Regions from separate parts of the Homo sapiens genome. Here region 2 is linked to region 1. A link is an interaction called in ENCODE POLR2A ChIA-PET data of the cell type or tissue named here. Cell type or tissue: B cell. All regions are shown on one strand. Each heading gives the region's core, and the rest is flanking DNA. Links, peaks and the distances in the headings are about the cores only.

Region 1 (2,919 bases), core at 125-2,624:
TACCCCAATTAGAATACTTTCTGCTAGGGGTAGAGGGCTTATGTTAATCAGATAAGAAATGAAACAAAATAGCATAGCAGTTTTTTGCACTTTAGGTAAAACTACTTTATGCCTTCACATGATTAACACCAAAAACCAGCCTGATTTCATAGCAAAATGTAGTGGTATAAGAGCTGGGTCAGTTCTGCAGACTTCCAGCTGTATTCTCAGATACGTCCAGCGAAAAAGGCAACTCAAACTTAAGCACTTTATCAGTACATGCAGTTTGTATTCTTTCAAAGAGCATTCCTATTTCATGTTTGTTCCTTGTTTTAAGACAAGCAAAGGCTCAGATGGAACATATTGTAAAAGCAAAAGAACATTACTTCCCCCTTCTAACAGGTCCTTGCAGCTGTGGAATTCCCTGCCTTTGTGATCGATGGTTAAGAGTATTACAGTGGAATAAGCAGAGTTGGGATGGCAGGTGGTGGGAGGGCCATGTGTTGTAAGTCATGTGGAGTTATGGTAAAAATGAAAATCTTGGGGTTTATTTGGATCCCCCATGTATTAGCTAATAAACGTAATAGAGCTATGGTTCTATTCTTTTATAATTTTTTTATTGGGGTTCATGTACAATCACATGCAAAATATAGTAGCAGATTTGAATATGTTAAGCATTTTGTATGGTTGGAAGATGTATATTAGTGTGATTTCTGTGTTTTATAGTCTAGCCCAATAAACATTCAGATAAAATGTCCATGGATTTACACATTTATGTGTTCTTTTCTGTCCCTTCCCCCTACATCCTGTCTCCATGCCTTCATCCCTCTATCCTGCATCAAAGCTTGTGGTCCTTCTCCATCCATGTACTAAATGGTTTCTTTGTAAACCAAGCCATTTGTCCATCATTGTTTGGGGTCCAAACAGTGGTAAGATACCCTGTCACCGATCCCGCATGCTATGAATGGCAGCTCCTCTCCGGACAATTGGCGGAGGGGCCGAGAAATATTCCTGAGAGGATTATTTAACCTTTCAATTTAGAGGGCACAAAGCCTGGCTGATTAATGAACTTTCTGATGGGTGCCGATAAGCGGATCTATTTCTTTATTTCCCCTAAAAGTGATTCCTTCTTCTGTCCATATTACTATAATCTTAAACATAAAATGTGGCAAATAGATTAAAAAACAGCACTAAAGAGTTTATCTGGCTGGCAAACTGAAGGAGCTAAATTAAAATTGGTAATGACAGCAGTGGCTCAGCCTCATATATGGTTTTTAAATGCACTGTGTATTTTGAAGAGACTTATTCTCCAGCTCGCCTGGTAATGACTGCTTTTGGTGCACAGTCTGGGGCTGGCTTCTGTTATCCCACCCCACCCTACCCACCCACCCCCCCCCCCCCCAAAAAAAATGAGTTGTGTTATCTGGATGGCTGCAGACACATACGCATCCCCCTTTCTCACTGCATGGGCAGACAAGGTCGATAGCATTACAAGGTATTTGTGGCAGTGCTTGTTTCAGTTTTCAGAGCTGCCAGTTTCCAGGCGGATTTGAATTACAAAAGAAGAAGCTGGCATGAAAATTGAAAGGTTTTATCGGCTGGTCTGAAGCCTCATAGCACATTGCTTATTTATGCAGTCCATTTGCACCAGGAAATATAAAAAGGAAATACATTTTTAAAATAAGGCCATAAAGACTCAGATATGTTTAAGATGGCAAATAAAATATAGATACCTATAATATCTTTCCAGGAAACGATTTTCACTTAATGTTGCACATTACTTCAGAAGAGCATTTATGTTGCTGTCATAAATTTGTGCGTTTGTGTCACTATGTAGGTAGTCTCTGGGGATTAAGAAGGAAGCCTTTGCTAACTTACTTTAAAATTAAAATAGACGGAGGGATAGCTCTGCAGTTTGAGAGCTACATTGGAAATATTTAAATAGGGTGGTATATTAAACTTAAACTAACATTTTTGCATTCCATGTAAAATTAGCTATGGCCCAATGAATAAATGCTACTACCTTTAGAGAAAATTGGGATGCTTTTTAAGCCATGAAGATTTGGAGCATTCAGGAAGTGAATTACTCTGATCCTTACTGTGTTGCGTGTGTTCATTGTTCTCTGCTTACTGAGGTTTTCTTTCTGTTGTTGGAGTTGTTTTGATAGGGGGAGTGTCCTGTTTACAAAAAGAAAGGTTATAAATTAATAAGCTTAATAGCTCATTTTTATAAAACTCGTGCTTCTTTTTAGTTTTCAGATATATTTTAGATTTTGCATAGTGGTTAATGTTGTGAATATATAACCCTTTCACTATTGGAAGTTATACCAATAATTTATATCTATTTACATTACTTTAATGTAGTTTTCGATTTACTGAAAAAGATACAATGATGTAATCCCTTATACTCTTGACTACATAAAATGAAGACATAAGTATACAAACATAAAGTAGTGCAAGACCTTGAGTGATTGGTCATTCGCAGCTTTTCAACCCATTGGTTTATAAAATTTCAGTGTATCCAAAAGAGAAGTAGGGAGGAAGTTACAGAGATACAGGAAATATCAAATAACTAAAGCAACACACGTTATTCTGCAGTTCAAATGAACACTCTTTAAGAATCTTTTTTCCAATATGGCAAATTACTCTCAGGTAAACCATGAGAGATGCATTTTTTTACTATTTTTATTTTCACTATTTTTACCAGTATCTGGGTACCTTTCCCATGTTTTCACGACCTCGACTAATTACTTCATGTAGTTGTTTTTTGTTTTCTTTTTAAACAGAGAAAATATCAAAAGCATACATGTCTGTTGCATGCTAATGATGTGCTGTACATTTTTTCATGAATTTTCATAAGGATTTTTTCTACGTAGCATGTGTGGCTTAATGATGTAATCACCCGATAGACTAGAAAATGCTCCAAAGGAGACGTTCCGG
Region 2 (2,919 bases), core at 194-2,693, 120 kb after region 1:
AGCCGTCTCTACTAAAAATACAAAAAATTGGTGGGGCGTGGTGACACATGCCTGTAATCCCAGCTACTCGGGAGGCTGAGGCAGAAGAATCGCTTGAACCTGGGAGGCAGAGGTTGCAGTGAGCCAAGATCGCACCACTGTACTCCAGTCTGGGCAACAAGAGCAAAACTCTATCTCAAAAAAAAAAAAAAGTTTTCTTTTCTTTCCAATCCCAACTGATGTGTAGCATAAACAACTTTTAAACATGTCTTTTACCCCTGACAGATCAAGAAACTTTTTTTTTTTTTTCAGGCAGAGTCTCACTCTGTTACCCAGGCTGGAGTGCAGTGGCACAATCTCAGCTCACTGCAACCTCCAGTTCAAGCAATCCTCCTGCCTCAGCCTCCCGAATAGCTGGGATTACAGGCGTGCACCACCATGCCCAGCTAATTTTTTTTTTTTTTTTTGAAATGAGTCTTGCTCTGTTGCCCAGGCTGGAGTGCAGTGGTGCGATCTCGGCTCACTGCAAGCTCTGCCTCCCGGGTTCATGCCATTCTCCTGCCTTAGCCTCCCAAGTAGCTGGGACTACGGGCGCCCGCCACCACACCTGGCTAATTTTTTGTATTTTTAGTAGAGACGGGGTTTCACCTTGTTAGTCAGGATGGTCTCGATCTCCTGACCTCATGATCTGTCCGTCTCGGCCTCCCAAAGTGCTGGGATTACAGGCGTGAGCCACTGCGCCAGGCCATTTTTTTTAATTTTTAGTAAAGACTGGGTTTCATCATATTAGCCAGGCTAGTCTCAAGCTACTGACCTTGTGATCTGCCTACCTCAGCCTCCCAAAATGCTGGGCCTGGCCAAGAAACTTCTTTCTTAATGAAAAAAATTAGTCCAGCTAGGCACAGTGGCTCACGCCTGTAATCCCAGCACTTTGGGAGGCCGAGGCGGGTGGATCAACTGAGGTCGGAAGTTCGAAACTAGCCTGACCAACATGGAGAAACCCTGTCTCTGCCAAAAATAAAAAATTAGCCGGGCATGGTGGTGCATGCCTGTAATCCCAGCTACTCGGGGGCTGAGGCAGGAGAATCGCTTGAACCCGGGAGGTGGAGGTTGCAGTGAGCCAAGATCGCGCCATTGCGCTGGATCCAGCCTGGGCAATAAGAGTGAACACTCCCCCCCCAAAAAAATTAGGCCAGATGCGGGGCTCACACCTGTAATCCCAGTACTTTGGGAGGCTGAAGCGGGAGGCTCATTTGAGACCTGCTTGGTTAACATAGCAAAACCTTTTCTCTACAAAAAAATTTTTTTTTAATTAGCTGGGTGCTGGGCATGGTGGCTCACGCCTATAATCTCAACATGTTGGGAGGCCAAGGTGGGAGAAATGCTTGAGTCCAGGAGTCTAAGACCAGCCTGGAAAACATAGGGAGACCCCCACCTCCACAAAAAATACAAAAATTAGCTGGGCGTGGTGGTGCATGCCTGTAGTCCCAGCTACTTGGGAGGCTGGGTGGGGGAGGGTTGCTTGAGCCCAGGAGTTTGGGGCTGCAGTGAGTTATGACCATCCCACTACACTCCAGCCCAGGTGACAGAGCAAGACCCTATCTCAAAAGCAAAACAGAACAAAGTAGAAAGAAAAAAAAAAACTAAACTTTTATCAAGATGAAAACTATGACAAAGCTTTGGAGACACTATTATTATGGTGCCTTTCCAACAGAGAAGATGAACATGGACTTAATCCATTTCTTACACCTAGTTTACTTTCAAAGCAGTATATGCCTTCACTTCTCAATCATTTATCAAATCAATAATGCTCAGCAAGTGACCTTCACTTGACCTGCAGAGTTGCTTTTGATCATCTATTCAAAATAAGTACAATCTAAGTAACTTAAATGTGTTTAGATTTTTGTAGCATTTCTGGGCTCCTCCCACAACCAAATGCCCAAACACTGGATTTTGTTTTCCTGGTCTTCCTTCCTCAAATCCTCTTCGCAAAAAAGACTAAACCATAAGGACTATAAAGGTGAAAGCCTTGTATTTTTAGAGGAAGATGGTTGAGTGGATTTTAAATTATAATTGACTAAGATGTACTGAAAAATTAATTATACCATGTCAACAATATCATGCATAGAAAAAAAGGGGAGCAACTCACCCTAAACATTTTAAACTTAAGAAAATGGCAATCAGCCAGGTGCAGTGGCTCTCATGCCTGTAATCACGCACTTTGGGAGGCCAAGGCAGTCGGATCACCTGAGGTCAGGAGTTCAAGACCAGCCTGGCCAACATGGCGAAACCCTGTCTCTACCAAAAAGTACAAAAATTAGTCGGGCATGGTGGCACGAGCTGTAGTCCCAGCTACTCAGGAGGCTGAGACACAAGAATCATTTGAACCCAGGAGGCGGAGGTTGCAGTGACCCGAGATCAGATTATGCCATTGCACTCAAGCCTGGGTGACAGAGTGAGACCCTGTCTCAAAAAAAAAAGTAAATTAGGAATAAAGGCATTTGTAAACCTGTTACCATACAAAGTAACAGATTACCAAGTATAATTTCCAAAAAGTAGACCTATCACTTAATCATCCTTTAAAATTTGTAAAATGAACATTTTATTTGTTAATTTCCATTTACATAAGGAAAAATATCACGCTCGATAGGCTTCTTTTCAGTAACAAACATTTTCCAGAGCAGGAAAACGAATTAGGAAAATTTATTGGTTACAATTACAAGGAATTAGTTGGGTACAAAAGTCTCTTTATGGGGGATAGGCAGCCAGGATTTTACTATGTTGCCTGGGCTGGTTTGAACTCAAGTGATCCTCCTGCCTCAGACTCCCAAGTAGTTGGGACTACAGGTGTGTGCCACCTGAGCTAAAATTCTATTAATTTTACCAAATTTCATTAAATCTAAGATGTCTGTGATTATAAAATGCATTATTTCATGTAAC

What was found. ChIA-PET counts read pairs that join two places held together with the same protein. Peaks named below come from ENCODE experiments on the same cell type or tissue, not always from the same donor. Only the 100,000 strongest peaks of a DNase experiment are listed, where the experiment ranks them.
Region 2: POLR2A ChIA-PET joins it to region 1 with 14 read pairs; 4 of 35 experiments call an interaction of 5 or more read pairs at or near these places.

Annotation. Positions count from the first base shown.
Region 1 is chr9:37,336,035-37,338,953 of GRCh38, forward strand. All of the region lies in intron 6 of ZCCHC7 (zinc finger CCHC-type containing 7), which reads left to right. Among named protein-coding and RNA genes, the nearest start is that of LINC01627, 57 kb to the right of the region's middle. In B cell, for the core only: no CTCF peak of the experiment used is centred there; DNase peaks (open chromatin) are centred at 267, 1,567 and 2,455; H3K4me3 peaks cover 876 bases; H3K27ac peaks cover 2,347 bases.
Region 2 is chr9:37,459,284-37,462,202 of GRCh38, forward strand. All of the region lies in intron 1 of ZBTB5 (zinc finger and BTB domain containing 5), which reads right to left. Among named protein-coding and RNA genes, the nearest start is that of ZBTB5, 4.7 kb to the right of the region's middle. In B cell, for the core only: no CTCF peak of the experiment used is centred there; no DNase peak of the experiment used is centred there.